Linked DNA regions of Homo sapiens: region 2 is linked to region 1. A link is a loop called in an ENCODE intact Hi-C map of the cell type or tissue named here. Cell type or tissue: MCF 10A. All regions are shown on one strand. Each heading gives the region's core, and the rest is flanking DNA. Links, peaks and the distances in the headings are about the cores only. Region 1 has its middle 73 kb from the start of LINC01492. Region 2 holds the start of LOC105376192 (a long non-coding RNA gene).

Region 1 (11,926 bases), core at 2,668-10,667:
TGCATATTGCTGCAAAAGATGTGATTTTGTTCTTTTTTATGGCTGCATGGTATTCCATGGTATGCATGCTAAATTTTCTTTATCCAATCATCCATCAATTGACAGTTAGGTTGATTCCATGACTTTGCTATTTAATGTAGTGCTGCAATAAATATACAAGTGTAGTTGTCTTTTTTTAATATGTTTTTTCCTTTGGGTGGATACCCAGTAGTGGGATTGCTGGGTCAAATGGGAGTTCCACTTTTAGTGCTTTGAGAAATCTCCATGCTGTTTTCTCTAGAGGTTGATATAGTTTGGTTGTGTCCCCACCCAAATCTCATCTTGAATTGTAGCCCCCATAATCCCCACATGTTGTGGGAGGGACCTGGTGGGAGGTAATTGAATCAAGGGGGTGGGTTTTTCCCATGCTGTTCTCATGACAGTGAATAAGTTTCGGGATATCTAATGGTTTTATAAAGGACAGTTACCCTGCACATGCTCTCTTGCCTGCTGCCATGTAAGATGTGCCTTTGCTACTCTTCCACCTTCCACAATGATTGTGAGGCTTCCCCAGCCATGTGGAACTATGAGTCCATTAAACCTCTTTTACTTTATAAATTACCCAGTCTCAGGTATGTCTTTATTAGCAATGTGAGGACAGACTAATACAGAGGTTATACTAATTTACATTACCACCAACAGGGTATGAGCATTTGCTTCTCTCTGCATCCTCACCAACATCTGTTTTTTTTTCTTTAACTTTTTAATAACAGTTGTTCTGAATGGTGTAAGATGGTATCTCATTGCAGTTTTAATTTGAATTTTTCCTATTATTAGTGATGTTGAGCATTTTTTCATGTTTGTTGGCCATTTGTATATCTTATGTTGAAAAATGTCTGTTTTTATCTTTTGCTCACTTTTTAATGGGCTTAATTTTTTTTTTTCTTTTTCTGGTTGAGCTGTTTCAGTTCCATGTAGATTCTGGGTGTTTTTTGCTGGATGTACAGTTTGCGAATACTCTCTCCCATTCTGTAGGTTGCTCACTCTGTTGATTATTTCTTCTGCTGTGCAGGTGGTTTTTATTTTAATTAAGTACAATTTGTCTATTTTTGCTTCTGTTGCATTTGCCGTTGAGCTGTTAAGCATATATTCTTTTCCTAGACCAATGTCCTGAAGAGTGTTTCCTAGGATTTCTTCTATAATTCTTATAGTTTCAAGTTATACATTTAAGTATTTAATCAATTTTGAGTTTATTTTTGTATGTAGTGAGAAATAGAGATCTATTTTTATTTCTTCTGCTATCCAATTTTCCCAGCACCATATATTGACTAGAATAAACTTTCCACATCATATATTTTTGTTGACTTCCTGAAAGGTAAATTGGATGGAGGTATATGATTTTGTTTCTAGGTACTCTAATATGTTCCATTATTTATGAGTCTATTTTTGTACTAGTAACATGCTGTTTTGGTTATGACAGTGTATTAGTCAGGGTTCTCTAGAGGAACAGGACTAATGGGATAGATGTATATATGAAAGGGAGTATATTAAGGAGTATTGACTCATGTCATCACAAGGTGAAGTCACAAAATAGGCTGTCTGCAAGCCGAGTAGCAAGGAAGCCAGTCCGAGTTCCAAAACCTCAAAACTAGGGACGCTGACAGTGCAGCCTTCAGTCTGTGGCTGAAGGCACCAGAGCCACTGGCAAACCACTGGTGTATGTCCAGAGTCCAAAAGCTGAAGAACTTGGAGTCTGATGTTTGAGAGCAGGAAGCATTCAGCATGGGAGAAAGATGGAGGCCAGAAAACTTAGCCAGTCTAGTCCTTCCATGTTCCTCTGCCTGCTTTTATCCTAGCCATACTGGTAGCTGATTAGATGGTACCCACCCAGATTGAGGGTGGGTCTGCCTCTCCTAGTCCACTGACTCAAATGTTAACCTCTTTTGGCAACACCCTCACAGACACACCCAGGAATAATACTTTGCATTCTTCAATCCAATCAACTTGACACTAAATACTAACCATCATATACAGCATTGTAGTACAATTTGCAGTCATAAAATGTGATATGTTCAGCTTTGTTCTTTTTGCTTACAATTGCTTTGGCTCTTTGGGTTCCTTTTTGTTTCCACATGACTTTTAGGATAGTATTTTTTCTAATTCTGTGAAGAATGACGTGGTAATTTAATCAGATTTGTGTTGAATCTGTAGATTGCTTTAAGCAGTGAGGTCATTTTAATGATTTTGATTTTCCAATACATGAGGGGAAGTTTTTCCATTTGTTCATGTCATCTATATCTTTCTATCATCAGTGATTTGTAGTTCTCCTTATAGAGATCTTTCACCTCCTCGATTAAATGTATTCCTAGCTATTTTTATAACTTGTGGCTATTATAAATAAAATTGAGTTGTTGATTTGGTTCTCAGCTTGAATATTATTGGTGTATATGGAAACTACTGATTTTTGCATGTTGATGTTGTAGTCTGAAATTTTACTGAAGTCATTTATCGAGTCTAGTCTTTTGCAGCATTCTTTAGGGATTTCTAAATATAAGGTCATGTCATCAGAGAACAGATCATTTGACTTCCATTTTTCCATTTTGGATGCCTTTTATTATTATTATTTTTTCTTGCCTGATTGCTCTGGCTAGGACTTGGCAGTCCTAGGATGTTGAATAGGAGTGTTGAGAATAAGATATCCTTATCTTGTTCCAGTTCTTGGGAGTGAGGTGCTTTCAACTTTTCCCCATTTGGTATGATGTTGGCTGTGGATTATCATATAAGGCTTTTGTTATCTTGAGTTATGTTTCTTTGATGCCTCATTTGTTGAGAGTTTTTACAATGAAGCAATGTTGGGTTTCATTGAATACTTTTTCTGCATTTATTGAAATGATCATGTGGTTTATGCTCTTAATTCTCTTTATGTAGTAAATTTCACATTTTCTCATATGCTGGGCCATCCTTGTATCTCTGGAATAAAACCCACTTGATTGTGATGGATTATCTTTCTGACATATGGTTGGATTCAGTTTGCTAGTATTTTGTTGTGAATTTTTACATCTATGTTTACTAGCAAAATTGGGCTGTAGTTTTCTTTTTCTGTTGTCTCTTTGCCTGGTTTTGGTATCAGGGTGTTATTGGTTTCATAGAATGAGTTAGGGAGGCATCCCTCCTCCTCAATTTTTTTGAATAATTTCAGCAGAATTGGTATCAGCTCTTCTTGGTGTGTTGGGTAAAATTTAGCTATAAATGCCCCCAGCCCTAAGCTTTTTTTATTAGGAGATTATTTATTACTGATTCATTTTCATTATTCATTATTGGTTTGCTCAGGGTTTCTATTTGGACCTGCTTCAATCTTGGGAAGTTGTATGTTTCCAGAAATTTATCTATTTTCTCATGCCTTTCTAGTTCGTGCACATAGAATGCTCATAGTTGTCTCTGATGATCTTTAGTATTTTCTTGGTATCAGTTGTAATGTTACCTTTATCATTACTGATTGTGCTTATTTGAATATTCTATCTTTTTTGCTTGGTTAATCTAGCTAGCTGACTATTAATTTTGTTTATCATTTCAAGGAAACAATTTTTCATTTAGTTGTTATTTTGCATTATTTTTGGGGTCTCAATCTCATTTAGTTTTGCACTGATATTTGTTGTTTTTTTATTCTGTTAGCTTTGTGTTTGGTTCATTTTTGTTTCTCTAGTTCCTTGAGGTGCAAAGTTAGGTTGTTAATTTGAGAACTTTTTCTTTTTGAGGTAGACATTTAGCAGTATTAGCTTTCCATTTAACACTGCTTATGATGTATTCCAGAGGTTTTGGTATATTGTGTCTCTATTTTCATTTGTTTCCAAAAATATTTTTATTTCTGCCTTAATTTTGCCTGCTTACCCAAAGGTCATTCAAGAGCAAGTTTTTGAGTTTCCACGTACTTGTGTAGTTTTGAGAGTTCCTCTCTGTTTTGACTTTTAATTTTATTCCACTGTGGTCAAAGAAGATACTTGATATTATTTCAAATTTAAAAAAAAATTGAGACTTGCTTTATGTCCAAGAATATGGTCTATTTTGGAGAATGTTCCATGCACAAATTAGAAAAATGACTATTCTGTGGTTGTTTGGTAGAATGTTCTGTAGCTATCTATTAGGTCCATTTGTTCCAGAGTCCAGTTTAAGTCCAGAGTTTATTGCTTTTCTGCCTCGATGATCTGTCTAATGCTGTGAGTTGGGTCTTGAAGCCCCCATTATTATTGTGTTGTTGTCTACCTCTTTTCTTAGGACTAGTAGTTTGTATTTTATGAATCTTTGGGCTTTGGTATTGGGTACATATATATCTAGAACAGTTAAATCATCTTGTTGAATTTGGCCCTTTATGGATTATATAATGGCATTCTTTGTCTTTTTTCACTGTTATTGATTTAAATTCTGTTCCATATAAGCATAGCTATGAATGCTTATTATTGTTTTTCATTTGTATGATATATCTTTTTTTCACTCCTTTGCTTTAAATCTGTGAGTGTCTTTACCTCTTAAGTGGGTCTTTTGTAGACAGCAGATGGTTGGATTCTTTTAAAATCCAATTTGCTAGTCTATATCTTTTAAGTGGAGCATTCAGGCCATGTATGTTCAAAGTTAACATTGATGTGTGAGGTTTTTTCCCCATTCATAGTGTTTTAAGTTAGATGCTTTGTAGTCTCAATTATATAACTGCTTTTTAGGGTTTTGAGCATTGTAGTTATGTATACTTTTACAATGGAAAGTACTGTCCTTTCATTACCATGTTTAAAACTCTTTGAGCGTTTCTTGTAGGACTTGTCTAGTGGTGATGAATTCCCTTGGCATTTGCTTGTTTGACATAGACCTCATTTCTCCTTCATTTATGAAGCTTAGTTTGGCAGGATGTAAAGTTCTTGGCTGGCATGTTTTTCTTTAAGCAGTCTAAAGAAAATAGAGCCCCAATCTCTTCTGGCTTATAAGGTTTCTACCGAGAAGTCCACTGCTAATCTGATGGTATTTCCTTTATATGTGATTCAATGCTTCTGTGTAGCTGCTTTTAAGACTTTTTCTTTCACCTTTCACTTTGACCTTGGATAGTCGGATAATTATATGCTTTGGTCATTTTCCTCTTGTATAGTGTCTTTCAGGTGTTCTCTGAATATCTCGTGTCTGGATGTCTATATCTACAGCAAGATCAGAAAACTTGTAATTAAGTATTCCCTCAAATATGTTTCCCAAACTTCTTACTTTTACTTCTTCTCCCTCAGGAATGCCTATAAGTCATAGATTTTGACCCTTTACGTAATCCCTTAATCCCATATCTCTCCAAGGCTTTCTTAATTTTTTTCAATTATTTTTTTATTTTTGGCTGCGTTATTTCAAAAGACTTGTATTTGAGCTCTGAAATTTTTTCTTCTTCTTGATCTAGTCTTGCTAAAGGATTGAAATGCATTTTGACATTTCTTCAGTTAATTTTTCATTTTCAGAAATTCTTTTTTTCCTAATATATCTATCTTGTCCTTCATCTCCTGAATTTTTTTCTATTTCTTTTTGTTGTTTTTAAATGTTCTCTTTCATCTCATTGAACTTATTTCTAATCCATATTTTGAATTCCTTATCTGTCATTTCATAATTTTCATTTTGGCTAAGCTCCATTGTTTGAGAACTTGTATGGTCCTTTGGAAGTGTCACACCTTAGTTTCTTCATGGTGCTGGAGTTCTTACACTAGTTACTTCTCATCTGGAGAAGCTATAATTATTAGTTTTGAACTTACTTTCATTTGGATGGGCTTTATTTCCCCTTGGCGGCATGTCTGCCTTGTATTTTGGATAGGGTCCTTTGTCTTTGCTTTTTTCTGCTTTAGGGGGCCAAGGCTCTGTATGAGTTCCTGGGTATAGATAAGCTTAGTGTAACAGTTTTCTCAAATGCTAGTTGTTTCTATGTTGTAGTAGTGTTTTACTATGTGTGTCATCAGGCTCCCTGCCTCCTGCAGAGGTAGGGAGGTGGAGGTCACAGGAGAATTATGTCATTCCACAGTGCTGTGTACTTCTGTCAGCAGAAATTATAGTGGAACGTGCAGTTCACCCTAGGGGACAGTAGGTGGCACTTGCAGGTAAATTCCAACCAAACGCTGAACAGTAGTGTCAGCAGAAATTGTGATGAGTTGTGCAGGTTGACCTCCTGGTCAGTAGATAGTGCTTTCAGGCAAGAGGCAGTTTCAGTGGTAGTAGTGGAATTTTTATTTGACCTTTGTTGATCAGAGGAAGCACTAGTGTGTCCCAGGTGATGTGTGAGGCCATGGGGTTTTCAGGGGTCCCCATCCGGGGTTCTGACACAAAGGGAACTAGAGAGGACAATATGAGGCAGGGTTGGATGGTACAAGTCCATAACCAGGCTCTCCAAGATGGGCTTAAGCGCTGGTTTTGGCTGGAGTCCAGGGACAGCTCTCAGGCCTTTGGAGCAACTCTTCAAGAGGGGCAGAAGTGCTTCTTTCATACCACAGAGCCCTCTCAGAAGAAAACCAGACAGGGTTTTCAGCCCAGCAAGTGGCAATGGAAACTGCCCGGCTCCCACAGCCCTAACCTGGAAGGTCTTCAGTGTCTGGCAGCCAGCAGCAGGACAGAATGGTTAGGCTAGTCTAAAGCTGTCTGCGTTCAAATCACAAAGCTATTCCGGGATTTCTAGGGTTCTAGACTCTGTGGGGCAGAAACCACAGTTACCAGGCCACACCTTTCCCATTCCAGTCTTGTAAAGGGAGGGATGCCCAGGTCCTAGGCCACTCCACAATCTGGTGCCACACTCTTCTTTGTGTTTTGACAGTGGGGGCTCCTTCCCCACTTGAGATTAGATCACAAATCTCATCTCCATTTTCCTGGATGGTGTGTTCAAGTCTTAGGGAACTGGGACCAGGCCAGAGGATTTGCCAGGAGCTCAAGCACCAGCCTGGATATGGAGGGACAAACTGCTCCAAGGCTGCCAACAACTCAACTGGGGTGGGGCAATGGCGGCTAGGTTGTGGGCCCATCCTCTGTGGGAATGGCCTAGCAGGCAGTTTTGGGAGAGACTGGCAGGCACGGGGCCCATGATTCAGATGGAGTCTGTCTTTGGGGCCCGTAAAAGTGACCAGGCCCTGCTCATTCCCTGGCCCAGCAGACAGCAGCAGCTGCAGAAGCTTAGGATACAGAGCCATGTGACGTAGGCACCCACAGTCATGCTTTGCTGCAATGCTCAACTCATGGAAGGCTTTGAGGCTCCACATGCGTTCAAGCAGCGACTTTTCATGGTTACCAGGTATCTCCATCTACCAATCCAAAGATCTTCAGGTGTCAGAAACCTTCATAGCTAGAATCTCAGAGGTCCACAGTAGGAATATGATACCCTGGGGTTCCTTCACTGACTCCTTTCTCGGGTCTGGATCTGGGTCTTGGGCCCAGTCCTAGTATCTGGCAATGCTGAGCAGGCAGCCCTACTTCTTCCCTCTTAACCACAATTTCTTCCATCACCTCTCTTTTGAATTTTAGTGCTCTCTTTCAAAAGATCTGTTCAAAGTGTGAAGATTGTCATGTTTTGTTTCCTCCCCACGGAAGAGGTGCATTCTAACTGCCTCTCACCAGCCATCTTGAACTCACATCCCGGTCTTACCTATTTCTAAATAAAAGCCTGTATGTAGGCAACAGAATAAACCTGAAAAATATTTAATCTGTAAGTGATTTAAAATATTTTCCAATATTAAATTATTAAATAATTCAATATTACAATATTCGATATTATATTTTAATAATATAAATAGAAATATATTTTTATAATACTGAATAAAATTTGAAGTTAATTCCACAATTTGATTATCAATTGATAATGAGTACTTATTTTCTTTCATTGTGCATTGTTCAATATTGCCTCCTTTATTTCAATAATGACATTTTCACCCTTTACCTTCCAACTCTGTTCTCTTTGCTAAGATCAGCATTCTCTCTGCCATCAATGTTCTCTCTAAGATACTATAATGCAGGAGAACATTATATTCAGCAACCTTTAATAGAAAGAGTTACTTTGTTGAGTCTTAAATACATTCTCAAGTACCTCTTTCATTACACAGTACGTAGTGCTGTTGTAGAAATATTACATCAAGCCTTCTCTCATAACTGAATACTTTTTATTTGTTCATTAAAAGTATTTGTCACCTTTTTATGTTAATATAACTTATTTTTCTTAGTTTTCACTAGCTCCTGCAAATAGGCATTTAAAGACTTTTCACACAGGCAGCAAGACCTGCCAGTAAGTCTAAATCCTCATAGTGAATTCAGCTTCAGTTAACATCATGTCTCTCATCCCTTTCTTCTTCTAGTTCATTTTCTCTGAAGCACATCAATATGATGATAATAATCAACAGGTGTTAATTCAATGAAATTGTTGTCCAAATATTCAAAATGAACTCCAGATGTTAGAAAAAAATGTGTTTTGTTAAATTTTGGCTAACATCTTGACTTACTCATCTTAACTGATTTCAGGGTTTGGGATTAACTAGAGAAAATACATTAGTGATTAAGTGCTTTATATATTTTTAATTTTATATTTTAGAATAAATTCCTTAGCCAGTTATTCTTCTAAGAGAAATAAGCTTCACATAATTTTCTGAAACATATCTTATGTGGAAATGCTTTGGAAATGTTAGGGATTACATGGATACAGTGAACTATTAGTTGTACAAATTCATACATGTTTTTCTGACACTGAATTCAGTCAGAAAACCATAAAAAGAACATTATGGCTATAAAAGAAGTCTGCAGTAAAATAAGATATTTTAGGTGTAAAATCTGGACTTGAAAACTATATCACAAATTAATGCTGCTGCTCTGTAAAGGATGAAGAAGAAGGCTATGAAAAAAATCAAATAATCTAGTAAAATTATTTTTTGAAAAAATAAACAAAGAAGGATTTTTACAATCTCTAGCCCATTAAACAAAAAGTCAATTTGGGATATAATCATAAGGGGAGCTTAAAAAGGGAACGATTGACATAAAGCAATAAGAGAACCTAAGAATGTTATAGGAATAATAAATCTTATCAAGCTACAGTTATTTCATTTATTAATGAGGTTGTGAGATACTGCTTGGAAATACACGAAACAGATATTTTACCACAACTATAGCAAAGAACTTGACAAGGTCTCTCATTATATTCATATTTAAAAGATGGAGTTTTAGCTAAGCATGGTGGCACATACCTGTAGTCTCAGCTACTTGAAAGGCTGAGGCTGTAAGACTGGCAGCCTCAGGAGTTCAAGTACGGCCTGGGAAACACAGTGAGACGCCATCTCTAAAATAATTATTCAAAAATATGAAGTTTTGCAAACCATATTTCAGGATTTTTTTTCAGTGTATTGGTATCCTCAGATAGAAAACAATTGCAGATACAAAAAAAATCAATTTGTCCTTCCGTGTCCACTTTCTTCAGTTGCCTTTTCTGTTTTTAGGCTTCCTCTTATTAGTAGTGCAACACAATGATGTGGAAATTTCACTCTTTCTTCAAGCGTTTTTTTTTTTTCCTCTTTCTCTAAAGCTGCATTTAGCCCCAGAATTCATAAAAACTCTATAGAGAGTTTTTAATGTACATATAACTTAGACCCTTTAAGTGTTGAACTTGTTACTTCATCACTTGCTGACAAAACTCTCACTGGTTTTTCTATTCTCCAAGTGAGCTAAGCCCAATCAACAGCTTGCAACAAGAATAGGTAAACTCCTCCCAAGATAAAATAGCTGGAAATCATTTCTAATGGCTGTTTTCCACTGTGAAATTTTAGTCCATTTACTTCTTGCTGCTGTCACAACTCTCTTAAGCCTTTAAAATGTTATTTTGCACAGACTGTTTATTCCTTAATGTATGTTCTTGGTGCCTTTGTTGAAAATGAATTGGCTGTAAGTGTGTGAATTTACTTCTGGATTCTCAATTCTATTCCATTAGGCTATGTGTCTGTTTTTATGCCAGTATCATGCTACTTTAGTTAGCATAGCTTTGCAGTAAATTTTCAAGTCAGGTAGTGTGATGCTTCCAGCTTTCTTCCTTTTGCTCAGGATTGCTTTGGCTATCACAGTCTTTCAGAGTTCCATATAACATTTAGGATTGTTTTTTCTATGAAGAATGTTGTTGGTATTTCAATAGGAATTGCATTGAGTCTCTAGATCACTTTGGGCAGTGTATATATTTTAACAATATTAATTCTTTCAATAAACATGGGATATCTTTCCATTATTTTCTATCCTCTTCAAATTTTTTTCATCAGTGTTTTATAGTTTCAATGTAGACATCTTTCACTTCTTTGGCTGAATTTATTCCTAATCATTTTATGTTTTTTATTGCTTTTGTAAAGAAGATTGCTTTCTTGGTTTCCTTTTCAGATTGTTTGCTGTTGATGTGTAGAAATGCTATTGATTTTTGTATGTTGGTTTTGTAGCCACATGCAGCACAAAACAAGACCCTTATATCTCACCATATACAAAAATTTAAAAAAAATGATTAACAAAGTTAACTGTAAAACCTACTTTTACATTTTTTACATTTAAAAAATTAAAAGTAAAAAAACTACTATAAAATTAGTAGAAGAAAACATTGGGGAATCATATTAAGACACTGGTCTGGGCAAAGATTTTTTGGGTAAGACCTCAAAAGCACAAGAAAAAAATAAAAAATGGGTAAATGGGTTTACATCAAGTTAGAAAGCTTCTGCACTGTAAAGGAAACAATCAACAGAGGGAAGAGACAACCTCCAGAATGGAAGAAAATATTTGCAAACTATCCACATGACAAGGGACTAATAACTAGAACATATAAGTAACTGAAACAACAAAACTGCAGAAAAACAAAAGAAAATTGGTTTAAAAATGGGCCAATGATCTAAATAGACATTTCTCAAAAGAAGACATACAAATGGCCAAGAGGTATATGAAAAAATGTTCAGTATCACTAATCATCAGGGAACTGCAAATCAAAACCATAATGAGATGTCATTACAGCCCAGTTAAAATGGCTATTACCAAAAAAAACAAAAAAGTAACAAATATTGCCAAGGATGGGAGGGGGATCTCTTTTGCACTATTGGTGAGAATATAAAGTATTATAGCCATTATAGGAAATAGTGTGGAGGTTCCTTAAAAAACTAAAAATAGGAGTGTATTCTCCAGTAATCCCATTGATGCATACATATCCAAAAGAAGGGAAATCAGTATTATATGTGCACTATCATGTTTAATGCAGCACAGTTCACAATAGGTAAAATATGAAATTAGCCTAAATGTTCATCAACAGAAAATAGATAAATAAAATATTGTATATATACACAATGAATTATTATTCATCCTTAAAGAAGAATGAAAGCCTGTTATTTGCAGCAACATAAATCAAACTGGAGGTGATTATGTTAAGTGAAATAAGTCAGGCTCAGAAAGACAAATATCACATGTTCTCACTCACAAATAGGAGCTAAAAAAATTAATCTCATAGAGGTAGAGAGTAGAATGGTGGTTTCCAGAGACTTTAAAATATGTATATATTTTACATATATATACACATTGTGTATATATGTATATATTTTACATATATATACACATTGTGTATATATGTATATACGTGTGTATGCATACATGTATATGCACACATGCATATACATATGTGTATACATACATGTATACGCACACGTGCATATACGTATGTGTATACATGTATACGCACACGTGCATATACATATGTGTATACATGTATACGCACACGTGCATATACATATGTGTATACATGTATACGCACACGTGCATATACATATGTGTATACATGTATACGCACACATATATATGCATGTATATACACATATGTATATACGTGCATATACACATATGTATATATGTGCATATACACATATGTATATACATGTGTGCATATACACATTGTATGTGTATATATATACAC
Region 2 (11,926 bases), core at 2,499-10,498, 530 kb after region 1:
TCTGATCTGAATAGCTGAAACACTAGGCCAAGAGTGAGTCTATGAAGTAAATCGCTTTCCTGCTGATCTGGCAGGGGAGCTAATGTAGTTCCCACTGTTCACTCTGATACAACCTCAGCACATCTAATTGAAAGCTCCCCAGCCACCCTCATCAAGGCTGGGACCTCAGCCCACCATTGAGTGTTACATCTACCCACCTGCCTTAGCCACAAACAGTGCCTACCCAGGGATACCTCCCTTATTGGCCTGAAGCCTGAATCATCAACTCAGTGAATAAAACACCAGGAAAAAATTAAAGTCTACACCATGAGAGAAAGAGTTAAGCTTGAAGAGATCTCTGCCATTCCAACTCCATCGGGGACAGTGAACTCATAATTTCATTAAAAAGAAAAACTCTGAACAGACCAATAACAAGTAGTGAGATTGAAACAGTAATTTTTTAAAATGCCAACAAAAAAGTCCAGGACCATTCACAGCTGAATTCTATCAGACATTCAAAGAAGATTTGGTGGTACCAATCCTACTGAAACTATTCCAAAAGATAGTGAAAGAGAGCATCCTCTCTAAATCATTCTATGAAATTAGAATAATTCTAATATCAAAATCAGGAAAGGACATAGCAAAAAAAGAGAAAACTATAGATCAATATCCCTGATGAACATAGATGCAAAAAATCCTCAACATAATACTAGCTAACTCAATCTAACAGTGTATCAAAAAATAATAAATCACAGTGAAGTAGGTTTTATACCAGGGACATAGGGATGGTTTAACATACACAAGTCAATAAATGTAATACATCACATATACAGAATTTAAAACTAAAATCGTGTGATCATCTCAATAGATGCAGAAAAACCATTTGACAAAATCTAGCATCCCTTTATAATAAAATACTCTGCAAAATTAGCATAGAAGGGACACTCCTCGAAGTTTGATGGATGACATAAATAGAAAAATATCCAATGCTCATGAATAAGTAGAATCAATATTGTGAAAATGATCGTACTGTCAAAAGCAACCTATAGACTCAATGCAATTCCCATCAAAATACCATCATCATTCTTGACAGAACTAGAAAAAAAAATTCTAAAATTCATATGGAACCAAAAAAGAGCTCTCATAATCAAAGCAATACTAAGAAAAAGAACAAATCTGGAGTCATCACATTACCCAACTTTAAGCTACACTATAAGGCTACAGTTACCAAAATGATATGGTACTGATATAAAGATAGGCACATAGACCAATGGAACAGAATTGAGAACCCAGAAATAAACCTAAATACTAACAACCAACTGATCTTTGACAAAACATACAAAAACATAAAGTGGGAAAAGGACACCCTATTCAACAAATGGTGCTGGCATAATTGGCAAGCCACATGTTGAAGAATGAAACTGGATCCTCATCTCTCACCTTATACATAAAGCAACTGAAGATGGATCAAAGGCTTAAACACAAGACCTGATACCATAAAAATTCTAGAGGATAACATCAGAAAAACTCTTCTAGATGTTGGCTTAGGCGAAAAATTTATGACCAAGAACCCAAAAGCAAATGCAACAAAAACACAAATAAATAAATGGGACCTAATTACATTAAAAAGCTTCTGCGCAGCAAAAGAAATAATCAGCAGAGTAAAAAGACAAGCCACAGACTGGGAGAAAAATCTTGGCAAACTATGCTTCCTACAAAGGACTAGCACCTAGAATCTACGAGGAAAGAATTCTAACAAATCAGCAAGAAAAAAAACAAATAATGCCATCAAAAAGTGTCCTAAGGGCATGAGTAGACAATTCTCAAAAGAACATACACAAATGGCCACCAAATATATGAAAAAATGCACACTAATTACCAGAGAAATGAAAATCAAAACCACAATGTTATACCATCTTACTCCTGCCAGAATGACCATAATAAAAAAAAAAAAAAAAGATGTTGGCGTGGATGTGGTGAAAAGAGAACACTTTTACACTGTTGGTGGGAATGTAAACCAGTACAACCACTGTGAAAAGCAGTGTCAAGATTCTTTAAAGAACTAAAGGTAGATCTACATTTGATCAAGCAGTCCCACTGCTGGGTATCTAACCAAAGGAAGAGAAGGCATTATACAAAAAAGATACTTGCACAAGCACGTTTATAGCAGCACAATTTGCAATTGCAAAAATATGGAACCAGCCAAAATGCCCGTCAATGAACAAGCGAATAAAGAAAATGTGCTGTATACATACCATGAAATACTACTCAGTCACAAAAAGGAACGAAATAATGGCATTCGTAGCAACCTGGGTGGAATTAGAGACCATTATTCTAAGTGAAGTAACTCAGGAATGGAAAACCAAACATCATATGCTCTCACTCGTAAATGGAGCTAAGCTATGAGGACTATGATGATGCAAAGGCATAAGAATGATGCAATGGACTTTGGGAATTTGGGGGAAAGGGTAGGAGCGGGGTGAGGGATAGAAGACTACACATTGGTTACAGTGTACACTGATTGGATGATGGGTGCACCAAAGTCTCAGAAATCACCACCAAAGAACTTCTTCATGTACCAAAAAAATAAAAATAAAAATAAAAAGGAAAACTAAGTAAAACAAAAAACAAAAATTAAAATTAAACTTCATCACTTCTAAACAACATATATTGAAGTCTTGCTCTCTCCTTTTCTTCACTCATATGGGCTATTATTACTATTAATTATCATAATTAGTTTATTTAAATTTAATGTAACTATAGATATGTATGGATTTAAATACTTGTAGATATGGTTGGATTTACATCTCCCATTTTACGAATTGTTTTCTGTTTATCTGTCTTTTGTTCCTGTATTACTGATTTCTGACCTATTTTCAAGTTCATTGAATATTTTTTATAATTCCTTTTTAATTTATCTTTTACCTCTTTGTTATACCTCATGGAGTTAATTTTTAATGGTTTGTTTCCTAAGTTTTCCTGAGGTACTTAGTTTTAACATTATACATCTTCACATAAATGTGAGAATCTTGAACTCCCCCCACTTTATGCTATGGCTGCCATATGTATTACATCTACATGTGTTATTAACCTCACCATATGTTATAATATTTGTTTTAAATAACACGCATTTCAAATAAATAGGAAAAAATAATCATTTATATTAACACCTATATTTACCCTTTCTGGTACCAATTCTTCCTAAACAGGAACTTCCTATCTTTACATTGGTATCATTTCTCTACAGCCTGAAAAACATTACCACTTCTTATATTGTAGGTCTGCTGGTAACAAATTTCATCATTTTAATTTATCTGAAAATGTCTTAATTTTATTTTTATTCTTGAAAGATATTTCACAAGATATAAAATTTCCAGTGGGAAATCAGAAGTTACTTGTATTGCTCTTTCCCTGTATTTAAGGTCTGCCCTCTAAATTCTCCATTTATCTTTGTTTTTTCAGCAATTTGTCTTTGATGTACCTAGGTGTGATTTTGTTTTTCCACTGCTTGTAGTTTAATGCTTATATGAAATCTATAAATAAATGGTTTTCACCAAGTGAGAAAAATGTAGTCACCATTTTTCTAAATATTTTTTCCATCCACTCTCTTCTCTGATTCTAGGGTTTCAATCTCACAAATACTAGATATTTGATACTGTCCTAGAGATCACTGATAACTCATTCTTTTTTAAAAGTTTTTATTACTTTCTCTTTTTCAGGTTGTATAATTTCTAATAATCTATGTGCAAGTTCACTGACTATTTAGTCATCTCCAACGTGACCTCCAACTTACCTTATTTTTCTCATATTATCTTTTTAGGCATAGAATTTCTATTTGGTTATATTTTATAGTCTCTATTTCCCTGTTGAGATTCTCTACATTTTCATGATTAACAACTACATATTATTTTACATGTTTGAACATAGTTATAACATGTGTCACATCAAGATTGATTTTCATTAATTGCATTTATATTTATGCAATTATATATGCATAAATATATATGCATATATATATGCATATATAGTATGATATGACTTTTCATTTTTGCTTAAATAAGTTGTCAATTAGTATCATTTTTTAACTAAAATGTTCTTTATCAAGCGGTTGTATTACTATTACAGCACAAATTAATAGCTATACCAAGGTTTACTATAGATACATAATTATGAAAATATTTGGTATTTTTATATTCCACACTTGAAAAACAAGAGCAATGAAGCTGCATCAATGAGAAAATGGGATTTAGGCACAATTCTGCCACTAAGTATGTGCATATGCATAAATACATTTCCCTTTGTAGGCCTCTTTACCCCATCCACAAATCACGATGTTGGTACATAATTATCTGGGGTGCTTTTAATACATTTGATACTTGGGAACAACCTCAGACCAACTGAAACTGGATGTCTGTGTGTATTACCTGGCTTTGTTTGCTTTTCTTTTAAATACTGCTAGGACAGCTTCCTGTATAGCAAATTTTGTGAACCACTGTTCTTAAGGGTTCTTTCTGTTCTACCATTCTGAAATTCTAATCACTTCCTTCAAGTTATGATATTTTAAACATGACATATTCTTATTTTCTGGAAATAATGAGCTCTAAGTTATCTATATTTCAGTTCATCTTGGTATATTATTATATTTTATTGAATTATATATATATATATTTCAATATCCTGGGCAAAGCACCCAAGGCAATAGGCTTTTCAATACTCTCCAAATTACTGATTTTCTTTTCAAAGTTGCTAAGTCAAATGAATTAATCATTCAAAGCCATATATTATTGTATGAATTCTTATCATGCTTTATATTAAAAATATCCACATTAAAACTTACATGTTTCACTTTAATGTTGATAGTGGTTTGATATGTAATGTTACATTTTCTGTAAGAAAAAAAGAAATGCGAGTATCAAGAATTCGATTCCACCAAATTATCCTGAAATATATTTAGTAAAAATAGACTATTTAGCCACACTGAGAAAAGTAAACCTGTCTGATTATTTTTTAGCCCTTTGGCCTGGGTTCTAAGATTAAAAATGGCAAATACTTTGGGCCTGGATAATAATTCTAATCTCCCAATCTGCTAGTAGACATTAAATAATTGATTATGGCCTACTGTCCTATTCAGTTCGAATGCATCTTTAAAATCTCCCAATACAGGAAGTCACTATGAGTCTCTCAGACTTGAAACTTTAGATGAAAACTTTTCGTCATGTCTAATGTTAAAATAGTCTGTTTTACTGTTGGTGAAACAAAGGCTTAAAGATGTTAAATAACTTAAATAATTTATAAGTGGAGACACAAGGATTTGAAATGAGGAAATTTAAACCAACACTCTGTGGTTATCTGATTGCCAAACTAGAAGAGAAAGAGGAAGAGAAGGGAAAGGAAAAGGAGCAGAGGGAGAGAGGAAGGAGGGAGGAGGAAGGGAAGGGGAAGGGGAGGAAGGAAATTATTAAAGTTGAGACAAAACCGGAGCACCCATTTTTATGCTTTGTATTTTGTTGTGCCCAAGTGCCTCCCCAAGCTTCAAAAATTATTTATATATCAAGTGCATGGAAAATTGACTATAAAAAGTTCAGCAAGAACATGAACATGGATATGTGGTTCACGTGGCAGAGAAATCCATAAACTAGGGATTGAAGCCCTTAAATTATTTAACATCAATAACTCACTGTACTTGCTACGAATCCTAGCTTAACAAGCATATTCTTGAATGTGAATGTTTCTTATCTATACTGATATCTAGGAAGTATAACAAGTATAACTTTCTTACTAAACATCTAAATCTTACATTAGAAAATAATTACCACTCAAACATTTTTAAAGAGTGTGTGTGTGTGTGTGTGTGTGTGTGAGAGAGAGAGAGAGAGAGAGAGAGAGAGAGACAAGGAAGGAAAGAAGGAAAGAAAGAAGGAAGAAAGGGAGGGAGGGAAGAGGAGGGGAGGGGGAAGGGAAGGAAAGGAAGGAGGGAGAGAGACAGAGAGAGAGAGAGAGAGAGAGAAGAAAGGAGAAGGGGAAGGGAAGGAAAAGAAGGAAGGAAAGGTTTTGACCAAAACATTCTATTCAGTACTTCTATTGAAAAAAAACTATAGTAGTTCTACAGTGATTTGGGAAGAAAAAATATAAAAACAACTTCAAGGTTTTTTATCCATAAGTTAATGACTAGAAACGTGGTGAACATTTTAAGCAGTTTTTCTCTAGTATTTTAATCAAATTAACCTATTATTTTCCAATTATATAATCAAAGACTTAAAAGAGTAAAGGAAATCTCTTCTAAAGGGATATGATTTATTTTTTGGCATAATATATTTGTCTCCAAAGCACTGTTTCCAAGTCGCAATATGGTATTGCATGTATTTATGTAATTCTGCATGTGCAATTGAAACAAAACTCACTTTCATTTTAAGTGAATATTTTTACCTTCAGTTTTAGATTTTTGCTAGCCAAATATATGTTAATAACATGTACTTATTACTTGGGACAGAGCAAGCAGTCTACCAATCTGATAATTTTTCTTAATAAATTTTTGTATCCAGAAGTATTACTGATCCATGCAAAGAGCTGATTTCTCTTTAAAATTATGTTCATCAATTTCAGATATTTATTTTTCTCTATATAAATATTCACTGTGGACATTGGTAAACCTAAGAAGAATAAAATAGTTGCATGCTCCCATTTTTGTATGCCACAAGAAGGTCAGTTTTACCTACCAATATTAGAGTATATCTAGACAGAAATTTAATATTATTTAGTCCAGAAAAAAAAACTTATAAAACAACTTGCAAATTAGTGTTCCCTTAAGGTGACCAACAACTTAATCTTGGAGAGTGAAAAGAAATCCAGATTTAATTTATTATGAAATCCATATACTTGTTAGAAAGGTACAGACCAGACTGATTTTTATGACTGATTATTTGGAGAATGCGTTTAGAAACTGACCAAATTGGTAGAAATATATTAATTTTGACCAAGCGAGTTTTATTAACTCCATATTATCAAGCATAGTCAAAAGTTGACTGTATAATCATCTAATCTGCAAAACCACTGTGAAAGGCAACGTTATCTATTGCAATGGTAATGAAAGCATTAGGGAACTATATGGGGAAGATGGTGAGGTACTCTATTCTCTTCTGATTTTCAAAGTAATGGGATTTGCTATTTTAGTACAGAAGAAAACCTCTGGGTCTTTTGGTATTTGACTGAACTTTAAATACTAAATCTGTCTTGGCATTGCTGAGCCTGTATTCTCTGTATCTGTATTCTCAAAGCCATGTCTACATTGGAACAGTAAAAAAGTGTTTGACAGTCCATGATTAAGAAAATTTGAAGGTCTGCTACTGCCCTCCTTCGTCGCACTTAGTAATGTTAAACTCACACTTCTGAACTGGTAATTTACCTATTAAATGGAAATTGCCCTACAGTGCGCAATATTTATGAAAAGGACTGCTAAGCAGATTGATTATTTTAACAGTTACCAGAGTAAGTGTTTAAATTACTTCAGAAATGAAGCTATTTTCAAACTTTCAAAACTATATACTATTGCATGCACGATGCTAAATTGTCATTCATTAATCAGCTGGTCTCAAATATTAATTTTGTCTTTTTTTGTAAGACTGATGTTCACACATTGTTAAGTATAGAATTACCATCAGGAAATATGGTAATACTGACCTGTTATGGTCATTTGATATTAATGTTCTATTATAGACATTATTATCAAAGCAAAATTCTTTATAAAATAATTAAATCAGTTTACAGAATGCCTATGATGACTACTAAATGATTATTAGAGGTGATAGTATTCAATGGCCCCCAAAATGTAGTTAAATCAATGCATTTTTACTCTACTATGTCAGTATAGATTAATAGAACACTTCTGAAAGGACTATGGTAATAAGTAGCAAAAAACAAAGCTTTTCATGCCCTTGCTATAGTTATTCCATTTTGGGAAATTTCTCCTAAGGAAATAATTCAACAAAGGTGATAAAATATATTCCTAAAAAATATTCAATGCAGCTTTACCCGTAATAGAATAAATGTTCAACAATAGGGAAAGACTTGCTAAATCATAGTACATTAATACATTTGGGATATTACATAGCTATGAAAAATGATCATTATTAAGACTAAGAGGAGACAACTGTTTGTAATATAATTTCAAGTGGCACAAAAGAAAGCATGGACTGTGATTTATACTTGACATAAACTGTGTAAAATAAGCTATTTGCAAATAGCAATAGGAAAGTAATAAGCAAAAATGAAAAACACCTGCTCCATTTGTATGAAAAGTCATAGGTAATTGCTTTTCATTTTATTTCTTTATATTTTGTACTGTAGCACTGTAGGGTGAATATGGTTAACAACAATTTAGTGTAGATTTTCAAAAAGCTAGAAAAGTCTATGTTTGCTACACAAAGAAATGATAAATATTCAAGGTGATGAATATGCTAAGTACCTTGATTTGATCATTACACATTGCATTCATGTATCAAAGTATCACTCTGTGTCCCAGAAATATGTACAATTATTATGTGTCAACTCAAAATGAAGAAAATAGTGAATATAACAATAAAAATAAAGACACCAATAATATATCCCAGGTGAAAGACCACAGTACAGTCAGAAAAGCTGAAACAATTATAGTTTTTTTGAAATAAACTATTGTTTAGAGAAATTTTAGATTCACACCAAAACTGAGCAGAAAGTATAGGAAGTTCCCACAGCATCTGCGCCCACACATGCCTAGCCTCCCTTACAAGCAGTATCTCCGCCAAAGTGGTACATTTGTTACAGTTGTTGCACCTACATAGACAATTCATCACCACCCAAAGTCGATCGTTTACATTAGGGATCACTCTTGGTGTACATTCTATGAGTTCTGACAAATGTATAATGACAAGTGTCCACCGTAATAGTATTATACGGAATGGTTTTATGACCACCCAAATCCTCTGTGCTCTGCTTATTTATTCCTGCCTCCCTCCCTTCCCCGTGTAAGCCCTGGAAATCACTGACTTGTTTTTTGTTTTGTTTTGTTTTTGTTTTTAAACTTTACTAGTTTATTACGAATGATATAACTTGGGGAACAGCCAAAGGAAAGGGATGCATAGGACAATTTTTTAAAACTGTGATATTTTTACTGTTTTCTCCTACTGGTTTTTAATGAGTGTTAAGAGTTCTTTGTGTATTTTGGATAATAGTTCTTTACTTTTAAAGATTTTAAGACAGATGGGCACATGTGCCTTTGCTAAAACAACACTCTGTAGATGAACCTCTTAAAGAAGGTATTTGCTATGATTGTCTGGCAATGAGGTTGCATGTAGAAAGAGGGAGGTTAGAAGATATGGTTATATTACCCGCTCTAATCTAACTATAGTTGTCCAGTTTTTGTTGATATGCTACTTAGTATCTTAATTAATCCCTTAGGTATATGAGTTCCATAATTGATGATAATAAGCACTCAATCCCACAAATTTCATACAAGCTACAGTCTACTAAGAAGATATGGGATTCAATTGTTAGCAAATGGGATGTGAACACTGCTTTCCAAGTCTTTCTCAGTTTTGTACACAACATGCTGGGATGGTGGCTGTGGTTACACATCTGTGAAGGATGGAAACCCAGCACAGAGGCTAAAGCCTCTTTCTTATGCTTCTAGCACATATCCCTGAATTCTCAGCACAATTATATTATATAGTTGAAAAATAAATGTAGTATTTTACACCAGTTTTCTACTATCAAGTTTTAAATGAGATTTCTTAAGAAACCACTAACACCATAGTACTACTCTTCACAGCTTACACAATACTAAATAATGAATGAAAAATTATGAATAATCATTAAATATGCACAGCTGTTTTGCAACCACATAGTGAGGACCAACTCAAGGGCAAGTTGATCACAAATTTCTTATTTCACAAGACCAAGAAAGATTGATAATAGCAGGCTGGGGAGAATCTAATATATCACCTATCAACTTTATCATTTATAAATAAGGAGTTTGGAGGAAACCATATCTCTTAGCATTACTATTAAATCAAAACCTTATTTTAAATTCATTTAAGGGAATTCACTGAGGCCTGTTTACTGTGCTAACTACTATGCTAGGTACTATAGATAACAGATGAAACAACACTACACTGTGCACTGTATTAACTACCATAAAAAAGTAAAAGAAAATAAAAGGGTCATAGATTCAGAACATATGTCAGAAGTAAACAGTGGAAAATATATATAGTGAACTGAAAAAAATTTTCCAACACTGAATTCTATATTAAATAAAAATATCCAAGAAAGAGGGTAAAATAGTTTCAGAAAAACAATGTCATGATCATTTGCCACAAGCTGACTCTATCAAATAAACACCTAAACTTACTGAAAGAAGGTCTTCAGGGAAAAGCAAAATGATTCCATGGGGACTAACTGTTTAAAATGTACTAAAAGAGTAGATCTTAAGTATCTTCATCATACACAGACACACACAATAAGGGTAACTACATATGATGATGGAGGGTTGATTAATGTAATATGTGTATGTGTGTATAAAATCATCACACTATGCCTTGAAAATATATTTATATATATATACAATTTTCCAAGAATGAGTGAAAATTTGGGTACTGGTCTTTTTAAAAAGGTTAAAGGTCATGAAGACTTTATTATTTCTCTTCAGAAAACATTTAGTGAACACCTCTTCTGTGCTAGGTATTTCAGTACTAAAAGGTGAGCATTCCCTAATAGAAAGAAAAAATATTATAAGGCGATGTTCATTTAACAAAAAAAGTGCAGGAAGAAATGAGAAGCCATAAAAATGAAAATATATTGGCAAATTTAAATAAGCATTAATTATATAAAGAAATAATAACATTTTGTGTTGAAAAATATAGAGAGATGTTTTTAATGTCCTACAATTATCACCTCTCGGCCTTTTGGCTAAAATCAAGTGAAATGTCCTATAATGATAGAATATAAATCAGGAGCAGTAATCAATGGAGTTAAAGTGTTCTCAGTTCTTTGTATAAGCAGATAGTAAAAGTACCAAATAATATTACACTTTTGCTGAGTGAGGGATATTGGTTAGTATATAATCCCTAAACAAATAGAAATACTGTGTTATTCTTAAAATATAAAAAATAGAACAATAAAGATAACTTTATTGTTTCAATAAATATATTGTTTCAATAAAACTTCATTGTTTCAATAAATATATCTTTCTCTTTCTCCTTCTATCTCTGTTTCTATTTCTTTTCTTTCTTGCCTTTTTGGAAGGCCTTTCCTTTCTTTGCCTTCTTCTCATTTCTTCCTGCACTTTTTTGTTAAATGGACATGGCCTTATAATATTCTTTTTGGAAGGCAAGAAAGGAAAGAAACAGAAACAGAGATAGAAGGAGAAACAAAGTCTATAGATAGTAGATTTACAATCAAATATATCAATAACTAGGTTAGAATTAAATGAGATAAGCATTCCATTTAAAAGATGATACTTGCATACTAAATCAAAGAACAAACTTATATATTACATTTACAAGGAACATATTTACCAGACGAGGAAACAGAAAAATTGAAAACAAAGAATAGAAAGAGCATTCAAGTAATAACTGAAAGGAAGCAGATGAATCCATATAAGTATCCATCAGAATACACTTTAAGGCAGAAGGCATTACTAAAGATTTTTTTTAAGTCATAATTAATGAGAAAATTTTCATTTACCAGGAATATGTAACAATTCTAAATTTCCTCAAAATAGATGAAGGAAAAACTTGACAGAACTATAAAGAGAAATAAATAAATTCCAACAATGATGAGAGATTATAATACATGCATTTCAAGAATCAATAATATATCAACAGGACAAAAATTAGTAAAAATAGTCAAGATTTGACCAATACAATTAACAAAATTTATCTTATTGAACATGTTCTCTTTTTTCAGTTACACAGGA

What was found. Hi-C counts contacts between places; a loop is a spot of excess contacts. Peaks named below come from ENCODE experiments on the same cell type or tissue, not always from the same donor. Only the 100,000 strongest peaks of a DNase experiment are listed, where the experiment ranks them.
Region 2: a loop joins it to region 1, with 21 times the contacts of the local background. A loop is called at or near these places in 2 of 110 quality-filtered maps.

Annotation. Positions count from the first base shown.
Region 1 is chr9:103,392,005-103,403,930 of GRCh38, forward strand. No RefSeq gene overlaps it. Among named protein-coding and RNA genes, the nearest start is that of LINC01492, 73 kb to the left of the region's middle. In MCF 10A, for the core only: a CTCF peak has its summit at 6,066 (motif pointing right); a DNase peak (open chromatin) is centred at 6,067.
Region 2 is chr9:103,921,331-103,933,256 of GRCh38, forward strand. It overlaps LOC105376192 (a long non-coding RNA gene), which reads right to left and starts at 4,866. Exons shown (of 3, transcript XR_930193.3): 1 at 4,817-4,866. In MCF 10A, for the core only: no CTCF peak of the experiment used is centred there; no DNase peak of the experiment used is centred there.